2 separate regions of the Homo sapiens genome follow, and region 2 is linked to region 1. Evidence: chromatin contacts called from ENCODE Hi-C or POLR2A ChIA-PET data. All regions are on one chromosome and are shown on one strand. Each heading gives the region's core, a stretch centred on a gene start or an enhancer-like site at or near the end of the contact. The rest is flanking DNA. Distances are from core to core; before and after follow the strand shown.

What was found. A loop is a pair of places that touch in the nucleus more often than their neighbours do. ChIA-PET counts read pairs that join two places held with the same protein, here RNA polymerase II (POLR2A). Pooled maps may share reads with other maps.
Region 2: a map of IMR-90 shows a loop between it and region 1 (5-fold over the local background). The contact joins two enhancer-like sites. A Hi-C loop is called at or near these places in 1 of 168 maps with a recorded cell type or tissue (IMR-90) and 1 of 50 pooled maps. POLR2A ChIA-PET finds 5 or more read pairs at or near these places in 1 of 52 experiments (PC-3).

What each region holds. Positions count from the first base shown.
Region 1 is chr7:30,797,890-30,803,289 of GRCh38, reverse strand. All of the region lies in intron 5 of MINDY4 (MINDY lysine 48 deubiquitinase 4), which reads right to left. All of the region lies in intron 7 of INMT-MINDY4 (INMT-MINDY4 readthrough (NMD candidate)), which reads right to left. Among named protein-coding and RNA genes, the nearest start is that of MINDY4, 29 kb to the right of the region's middle. RefSeq lists enhancers at 2,375-2,504, 3,371-3,490. Within about 2 kb of position 3,574, at least 6 of the 41 ENCODE cell types and tissues checked have a DNase peak (open chromatin) inside an H3K27ac peak, as active enhancers do.
Region 2 is chr7:32,201,249-32,206,120 of GRCh38, reverse strand. It overlaps a transcript of PDE1C not described here. Among named protein-coding and RNA genes, the nearest start is that of PDE1C, 130 kb to the right of the region's middle. RefSeq lists an enhancer at 1-980. Within about 2 kb of position 1,605, at least 2 of the 41 ENCODE cell types and tissues checked have a DNase peak (open chromatin) inside an H3K27ac peak, as active enhancers do.

The DNA.
Region 1 (5,400 bases), core at 2,325-4,824:
AAAAAGGTAGGGACACAGACAAGTCACCCCTATACTCAGGCAGCTGACAGTCCAGCAGGAGGAACAAAGTAGCCTGTCAACTCTCTCCAGCGTGACATGTGCCATGAGAGGTCTGAGAAACAGATCATGTCCAAGTATAGGTACAGTGAAGAGATCAGGAAAGGCTTCTTGAAGAAGGCAACATTCCAGACGACTTAAAGATGGGGCATCACAGTTGGGACAGTGAGTTGGCTGGTTTGATTGGGTGGGTTGGTTAGTTGGTTGGATGGAATGGATGTTTGGATAGTTTGTTGGTTGACTAGATGGTTGGTTGGCCGGGTTGGTTAGGTTGGTTGGTTGGGTGGGTTGGTTGGTTGGGTGGGTGAGATGATTGGATGGGTGGAATGGTTTGTTGGATGAATGGATGGTTGGATGGTTGGTTGGGTTGGTTGGTTGGTTTGGTTGGTCGGTTGGGATGGTTGGTTGGTTGGGTGGTCAGATGGCTGGTTAGTTGTTTAGTTGGCTAGATATATGGTTGGGTGATCAGGCAGTCATGTAACTAGTTTTGTATGAACAAAAAAATTACTGAGTAAATTAATGAATGCCAACAGGCAAACTAAAGTTCAAATTGTTTCAATTATATGAAAGACTTACCACTTTTAAGTTTCACGATACTATCACAGACAGATTAGCATAACTTTCCCTTCCATTCTCCTTGCTAAGTGCACTCTCTCATTTGCTTGGCACTTATTATTGCCAGGTACAGAGACATGGCTGAGTAAAGACAGAGAAATAAGGCCCCATTCCAGGCCTCAAAAAGTTCATGAATATAAATATGAGTTATCAAATCATTGTTCTATACTGAGGGTTGTCCAAGATACTGAAGGAACAAAAGAAAGCAGCCAAACTCTGCTAACCAGGATAGGATTAGGGTGAGATAATCAAGAAGCCTAAGGTGCAAAATTTTAAGAGACCTTCCCTCTCAGGTTAATGCAGGTGTCCAGCCTGCAGCTGAACAACTGTGAGAGTGAGTAGCTCCTTACATTTTGCATCCTAGATGCTTCACCTCACTCAGCCTTGTTCTGGTCCTACTAACCTCTATGTGGGCCTTTATATGGGATTCTGGTAGCCAGGAACTGCTGGAACATAGCTAACAGAGCAGCACAAAAGCATCTTGGAGTGAGAAAAAAAGGAATACAGGAAAGATTCTCCATAATACCACTCCTGCTCTCTCACACTCATCTCCCAAATATTATCTCAGAGCCCAACAACTTCCTTCCATCTAACAGCTGCTACTTCTCCTGCATGGAACATCTTCCCAGCCTGTATCCCAGGACTCAGAACCTAGGATGGAGCTGGCAAGGGCCCAGGTGTGGTCCAAGGGAGATCTCAGAGCTGCCATGCTGATGTCCACAGATGGACAATACAAGATCACTCATCTTCCCTTCCAGGGGGATGTGTGGCCACTCTCTCACTTCTTTAGCCGCACTTTCTGGATCTCAAAGGAAATCTGAGTCAAGGGAAATCTCTTTCCTCTGCAGACGCATCAGATCAGAGACTTGGAAACCATGGAACTGAAGGTACCTTGGGGTTATAATAACCACACAAGGTTTAGGGGTCATCAACCCCATTTTTGGAGGGCTCAGAGTGGCCTGTAACATGCACTGGAGCTGTTTCTCATGTTTAATCTCCTGTGCCTACTTTCAGGAGGCCAGCAATCAGAAGGAGAAATGGCATTCCACTGTGGACTGGGGGCACATGTATAGGGTAAAATGTGATCAACAGGCTGAGAAGTGGGGAGAAGTGGCTGAGCATCGGGCATCAATGGCAGGTGTGGAGGACAGCTGTATCCACCACAGAAGAGAGGTCCCCAGAACAGGTTAAGAAGGTGAGGCTGAACCAGTGCAAGAGCCCAAGCAGGCCACTATCCACACAGGATGACCGGCATGCTGGAAAGGAAATAGGTATTGTGTGTCTCAAGAGTCAGATTTTGAACCTTAATAGTCTGATGTGAAGTCCAAATAATGCATAAAGACAAATTAAAATGAAAATTCTCCCCATTACTCATCCCATGAGGTGCAGATGTTTTCAGAGCTGGGATGCTCAGAAGCAGGGAACAGTCAATGAACCGCAAATGCCACATCCTCTGTAAGCCTCCTCCAAGTCCCGGCTGGCACAATTCATTCCCCCTCAGGACACAGAGAGGCATCTGTGCGCCCGTGGCTTTCACTCCAGATCTGGGGGCCTCCAGAGGCTCTAGAGGACCTGGGAGAGTTTGGGATGCACTTGTCTCTCTCCCCCTGGACTGCTTAAGAAAGGTCTGGTAGGGCCTGGTGAATGTCCCCTGAATTAAATTATGCAACAAGGGCAACGAGACTAAATCGCTGGGGTTGGGAGGATTGATGAAGATCTGCTGCCATCTACTGTCCATTCTTCTGCAAAACCTGAAAAACTGCCAGGCATCCCCAGTGTCAGAGGAGTGTTTCAATGCAAAGGCAGAAACACTGAGGCTTTGGGCCCTTGGCTGTATCAAGGCTGCAGAGACCCACAGCAGAACAAGGCAGGTTAATCTTCCCCTGGATCTGTGAATTAAAAGTACAGCCATTCCTTCTCCAATGTTACTGGTTTACCAGGAAGTCTTTTGCATTAAACACTGCCTCTCCAAGCCCAGGGCCCTCCTGCCCCCTCAATAGCGTCCCTTAACTGCTCCCTGAACTTCCACTCCTTTGTGAGGGCCACAATTTAGCACCCAATTACACAGGGCATCCCAGTGCACCCTGGGCTTCTGGAGGCAGGGAACCATATCATGCACTGGCATCCCCAGTGCCTACCTGGGCTATGACACCTCTGAACTCACTAAGACAAAAGGACGTGACCCAGCCACAAAGCCAGTAATGGGTAATATGATGCTCTTGCAGAGGGCTGCACATGTCATGATGGGAAAGGCTGTCTGAGCCTGGAAACAGTTTCGTTTCAGTCTCACCTTCTGGAGTCTGTATCCTAACCTGTAAAAGATCCCTGCTTGGCCCATCTCACCAGGGCATCCAATGCATCTAAGGTGATATCCAGGGACAGGCTTTGCAGTTTATCTTTACTGTAATACCTAGGGGTTGGGTGAATGCAGAAGGAGCCATGAGAACTGACATGGAGGCCACAGGTGTCCCACCCAGCTGCCTCAGACAGGTAAATACTTCCCAGCTGCTGTCAATGTCAGCTGCTAAGGGCTCACAGCTGCATCCTTTTCTGGAGAATCGTCCTTTGCCAAACTCATCTAGGAGGTTGCACACTGCCCGCCCCACTCCAGGATGGGCAGCCCACAGCCAATGACTAAGAGGGGCACAAAAAGCTCACTCCCTTGCCTTAAACATGGGACTAACTCTGAGTCAATTCATGCTCCACATCTCCCCAGGGGATCAGCCTGAGCCCTTAGCCCTCACACCTTTGCTGAGCTCCTTCCCCTGCCCAGTTCCACTTTCCTCACCCCACTTCCTCCTGAGAGCATGCCCCCAACAAATTACATGTACCGGAATCTGACTCAGGCTTGGCCCCTAGGGCATTGCTTCCCAAAGCTTGACACGCATGACATCACCTAAAAAGCTTGTTAAAACCCAGATTCCTGGGCTCCACCCCCAAACTTCTGACTCAGTGGGTCAGACAAGCTGTTTCTAAAAAGTTCCCAGATGATGCAGATGCTGCCAGTCCAGAGATCACAGTTTAAGAACCATTGTTCTTAGGAACCTAACCTGAGAAACCATTCAACAAGTAATAGGCAAAGGGGTTAGGGATGGTGGAATTTAACCTTGCCCTAGTCAGCCTGCCTTCAGCTCAAAATGCTGCAGCCAGGAACAGCCTGGAACAGGCCTCCAGTGACAGATGCTCATACTCAGGGCTGGGAGTGATTCCAGGTTGCTGTGTCCTAAATCCATTTACTATATACCCACAGGTGCTCAGAGGAGCCTATAGTCTAGGAAGGACTCCAAAGTCACAGGACCCTGGTTTACAGGCTCATTATTTACATAAGATGAGCCTTAGAGAGGTCAACTGAATCAAAGTAATTCAGAGATTACAAAAGAAGTCAGAAGTCTGGTCTAGGCATGTGTAGAGGGTAGAATTGGGGAGCCATTACAGAGCAGCCCATCCTACCCCTTCATTTACAGACAGGAGCACAGAGGCCCAGAGAGGCCTGGAGGTCTGCTCAGCAGACTGCAACCTGCAAGCACAAGACAAAGAAGTGCATGACATAAAGGCAAGATGGGGACTTGCTTTTACTGTCCTTAGACAGTAGCTGTGAGCAACCCTACTAACTTGGGCTCTAGTAATAGTCCTGGTGTGGAAGCCTCTTAAACAGCTTCAATAAAACCCCAGTGCCAGAGGAGAAATGTCACAGCACAAAAGTAACAGGACAGCTCACTGCTCACATGTGTGGACTGCAAGCACATGGACCCTGAACTAAGGCCACAGGAAGGCCAGTTCACAAAGAAACACCACTGGCCTGATAGAAAGTAAGATGCAGGGCTGGGCGCAGTGGCTCACGCCTGTAATCCCAGCACTTTGAGAGGCCGAGGCGGGCGGATCACAAGGTCAAGAGATTGAGACCATCCTGGCTGACATGGTGAAACCCCGTCTCTACTAAAAATGCAAAAAAAATTAGCCAGGCGTGGTGGCGGGCGACTGCAGTCCCAGCTACTCGGGAGGCTGAGGCAGGAGAATGGCGTGAACCCGGGAGGCGGAGCTTGCAGTGAGCCAAGATCACGCCACTGCACTCCAGCCTGGGCGACACAGCGAGACTCTGTCTCAAAAAAAAAAGAAGAAAGTAACATGCAGACCAGAGGTATAAATTATGGCCCAATGACCATGACCTAAACCTGCTTCTCCCACAGTCTTCATTTCAGGGAACGGCAACCCCCCTCTTACAGTTGTTCAGCAAAATCTTTGCAGTTATCCTTGCCTCCTTTCTTTCTCTAACACAGCACATCCAATCCATACACGAATCCCAATGAGATATGTGGTTTCGGTCAATATCAGACCACATATATCACAGTGGTTCCATAAGATTATAGTATCATATTGTTACTGTACCTTTCCTAAATTTAGATGTGTTTAGATAAACAAATACTTCCCATTGTGTTACAATGGCCTATAGCATTCAATACGGCAACATGCTGTCCAGGTGTGTATACTAGGAGCAACAGGCTAAGCCATTTAGCCTAGGTGTGTAGTAGGCTGCACCATCCAGGTCAGTGTAAGTACACTCTATGATGTTTCCACTTCAGCAGTCTCGAGGAGAGAGACAGGTGCACCCCAAACTCTCCCAGGTCCTTCAGTGCCTCCAGGGGCCCACAGATGTGGATGCGCTTCTGAAAATGCACTTCTCAGAACATAGCCCTGCTGATGTATGTCTGTATGTATGTATACACCCAT
Region 2 (4,872 bases), core at 356-2,855, 1.4 Mb before region 1:
TGTGTCCAGAATTATGAATTCTGTGCCGCGTTGAGCAGGTAACCTTACCCCTCTAAAAACACATTTTCCACACCTTGATCCTAGAACAGTACTGCGTCTAGAATCGGTTTCTTCTGGTGGGTTCTTGGTCTCGCTGACTTCAAAAATGAAAACATGGACCCACCTGGTGAGTGTTACAGTTCTTACAGATGGTGTGTCCATAGTTTGTTCCTTAAGATTTTCAGATGTGTCCGGAGTTTCTTCATTCTGATGGGTTCACGATCTTAATGACTCCAGGGGTGAAGCTGCAGACCTTGGCAATGACTGTTACAGCTCTTAAAGGTGGCATGTCTGGAGTTGTTTTCCTTGGGGTTGCTTCATGGTCTCGCTGGCTTCAGGAGTGAAACTGCAGAATGAGTGTTACAGCTCATAAAGGTAGTGCAGACCTAAAAAGCCAGCAGCAGGAAAATTCATTGCAAAGGGGGAAGGAACAAAGCTTCTGCAGGGCACAAGCAGACCCAAACGGGTTGGCTGGGGGGTTGGCCTGCTTTTATTCTCTTTTTTGGCTCCACCCACATCCTGCTGATTGGTCCATTTTACAGAGTGCTGATTGGTCCGTTTTACAGAGTGCTGATTGGTCCATTTTACAGAGTGCTGATTGGTCCGTTTTTACAGAGTGCTGATTGGTGCATTTACAAACCTTTAGCCAGACACAGAGCACTGATTGGTGCATTTACAATCCTTTAGCTAGATAGAAAGGTTCTCCAAGTCCTCACCCAACCCAGAAGCCCAGCCAGATTCACCTCAATGCTAGAGCTTATTTCCAAGTTGTTGTGGATGATCACATGCAAGGGTGAATGTTAAAATACTTGAAAACATGTGACGTGGTCACTGAACATCAGAACAGATGCTGGTCATGGACTATGTGAAGGACTAGAGTCCAGGAGACCCCTGACAGGACAGACATGGACCCTTTAATTGCTGGATGAAGCTGGGGCAGCAGAGGTGGATATTGGCCCTGATAACCTGGAATTCATTATATGAAGCACAGGGACTGTATACCACAAGCGCTCAATAAGTGTGGCTGGTTGTTATTACCTTGAGTTTTCAGCCTTCCTCCCCTCTCTTCTTCCCTTTTTTCTTTAATTTCATATATACTTATTGAAGACTTTTCTGTTCTTCTGTGAGCCATGGAGATAACACAGATGAGTTGGTTTGTCTTCAAAGGGTTTGCAGTCTAATTAGGGAGACAGAAGTGACTACTACAATACAGCATGTGGAAGGAAATGCTAGCAATTGGTAGGAGGAGCTGGGAGAGTCAGAACGGGGACGCTTCAGCCAGCCTGGTGTGGAGGTGAATTCAAGGGAGTCCTCCTGGAGAAAGTGAGCATTAGCTGAGGCTTGAGGGTCTGAATGGGGATAATAGGTAAAAAAGGTAACTTCTAATCTTCATTGGAAAAAACTCCAAATACCACATGTAAGGGAATGAAGGCCACATGTAGTGTTCAGACGTGGCCACATGTAGTGTTCAGACGTGGCCACAGTGTGGCAGAAAAAGCCCAGATTTTGGTGGCATCCCTCTCCTCTAGAGGACGTAAAAGACGCTGCATTCAGTGCATTGGACAGAGCTTCTGTCAGGAGTCCAGGGCATTGGAGGAGCCCGAGCGAGGGAGACAGTGCCCACAGAGCTCTTGTGGCTGGGCAGCTGTATGCTGGAGTTCTGGTTGCTTTCCTGAGGGAGGACTAATTTCTCCCCCAAGATGAGCAATCGTGGACAAGAAAATACAAAAGTCCTCCCTTATCTGCGGTTTCACTTTCCCAGTTTTGTTACTTGTGGCTAATAGCGGTCTGAAGATATGAAATGGAAAATTCCAGGAATAAACAATTCACAAGTTTTGATTTGAGTGCTGCTCTGAATAGCGAGATGAAATCTCACTCTGCCCCACCCACGATGTTAATCCTCCCTTTGTCCAGTGGATCCATGTGTAGATGCTACCTACACGTTAGTGACTTAGGGGCCCTCTCGTTTATCAGATTGCAGTGCTTGTGTTCAAATCACCCTTATTTTATTTAGTAATTGCCTAAGTGCAATTTCTAAGTGCACTTAGTAAAAAGTGCAAGAGTACTGATGCTGGCAATTTGGATACACCACAGAGAAGCCAGCAAGTGCTTTCTTTAAGTGAAAAGGTGAAAGTTCTTGACTTAATAAAGAAAAAAACTGTATGCCAAGGTTGCTGAGATCCACAGGGAGAGCGAATTTTCTATCTGTGAAACTGTAAAGAAGGAAACAGAAATTCGTGCTAGTTTTGTTGTTGCACTAAAGCTGCAAAAGTTATGGCCACAGGACAGGATAAGTGCTTAGTTAAGATGGAAGTGTTATTAAATTTGCGGAGGGTAGACATGAGCAGAATCGTGTTCTGATTAACAGCAATCATGTTAGGCACCATCCCTGGTTTCAGGCAGTTGTTGGAACGTACCCCCTCGGATAATGGGGGACTACTATAGCGGTATCAAAAGCAATAAGAAAATAGAGATTAATTAAGAATCCAGGTATTTTTGGAAATAGATTTTCCTGTGAAAGAGCTGGAGTACTTAGGGTGGATGGGGGAGTGAAGCAAGGGGCGGCCCTTCGTATTTTTGTGCTGGGTGAATGATCACCTTCCCTCTGCAGAGATGGGAAATGGAAGGCAGAGATGTGCAGTGGGGTGATCGCTGGGGTTGGTTGAAATAGAGGGAGGCAGCACCTATGACATGGTGATGCCATGTATGGAGCCCCAGAGGGAACTCAAAATCATGTCCGAGACAGTGCTAGAGTTCAGCCAGGGAACTTTACTAGATCAGTTGTTATGGCTAGGAGGGTTGGTGACAAAAGAAGGGAGCTTGAACTGGGGATGGATGAAGACAAAAAGAAGAAGAAGAAATATGTGGGAGGAACGACTGAGAAATGCCATGAGTGGGGGACTGTGTGGCTGGTGGCTGGGCTTTCAGTGTTCTCGGGGGCATGTACTACGTTTGAGACAGAACCATATAAGGGATCCAGGACAGATGAGATCACGTACATGTAGGGTGCTATGGCAAGCAAAATAGTCAAACTAATAGAAATGCAGAATTGGATGGTGTTTGCTAGGAGCTGGGTGTGGGGAGGAGCAAACAGGAAGTTGTTGCTCCATGGGTATAAAGTTTCTATTATGTAAGATGAATAAGATGTGGAGACCTGCTGTACAACATAATCCCTGTAGTTAACAATATGGTATTGTTCACGTTAAAATACATTAAGAGGATAGCTCTCATGTTAAGTTTTCATACCACAAAAACCAACCAATCAATCAACCACGCAAGCAACACAAAAGAACACAAGACAGCTGGCTACTAGCTTCTTATCTACACTTATAATCATCCTCTCGAAGCTCCCCCAGTGACCTGTGACACATCCATGTTTCAGAGCCACAGTTAGACCCCAACTTGTGTTGACCCAAAATTTCTCTGCTTGCCCACAAGGGGACTTCACCACCTTATCTTACCCCATTTCTCCACCCCTTTCATCAAACACAGTTGTTATCAGGCAAGCCGATCAGCTTGGTTCAGTCAACAGATGTATTCATTGGGATTTGAAAGATTTCAAGTTAAAGTAGAGTTTACAAATGATCCAGTCCAGTGCTCACCACTCTGTCTAAAGCTCAAATCCCTTGTATGACATCCCTGTCATGGGGTCATGAGCTCTTTGCAGGAGCCCATCCAGCGGAGGAATATTCACTGTGTCCTGGAAAGCATTGGTGGTTGTGGTCAGAGTGATGGACTGGCATGTGTATGGGGGTAAGGGGCAGGACACTGAGACTCACTCTGCCTTCTCTTTTTGAATGTGCTTGATAGAGTCTTTGAAATATATACAAAGACATATCCCTAGGTCCCTAATATGTTAGCCAGTGGTCCACCAGTGGACTGGCTGATGATTCCATAAGTAGCTTCTAAGAGTTTATGGATGATACATGTAACCCAGATGTCAGCTGGAAGCTCCAAGTCCATTGAGATCTAGGTGAAGAGGCTTAACACTGCTGTTGTGTGCTGACATTTGGAAGTTCAGAGCACTCCCTGATGCTTCCGTGAGTACCTGGGATGGTGGTGTTCTTCTGACCCTGATTTCCTACCTCTGTCGATTGCTTTCCTCTATTTGCTTCTGGCTATCTTCCTATTGCTCTGACATAGTCTCAGATGTGCTACGAAGCTCCTCCTCCTCCTTTTTCTGGAGAGTAACCAAAGGCATTGGTCAAAGCAGAGCTTGACTGAAGATTAAGAAGGGATGAACAAGAGAGAGCCACAATATGCACTGCAATTGCAGACAGACCATTTAAATTCAGTTTGATTTTCAACAGTCCATTTAGCCATTCTACCACCAATAAAAATTTTAAAGACTGCTTTGCCCATGCTGCTCCTGGCCTACCACTGTACATCCTTTTATCCTCATCCTCCTCCATTCTTTACCCTTTATTTCCACCTCCCTTTTAGGAATCAGAGCCACTCCTGGGATCTCTCATGCAGAGCAGCCACTTGACTATCTCTCTTGCTTTGATGGATCTGCTCACACCCTTGTCCTCAGCATCTCACGTCCTACTCCTTTCAACTTATATTTGCCTAAATGCAGACCAGTTTCTGCTCCCTTAATGGGAATGCTGTACCCCTATTGAGATAATAGCAAATATTTACCCTTGCTACATGTGTACACGCTTAGATAATTGAAAAATATGAATAGAATTTTTTTTGTATGTAATGTAACCCCAGGGAGGGCAAGGAAGACGTGACTTGGCTGTTGCACTCCAAGCACCTCCTCCTCTATCCTCTCAATATATACTCCTTTGAATAAAGTTAAGATGAAGTTTTAGGTTTCGGCAAGAGACA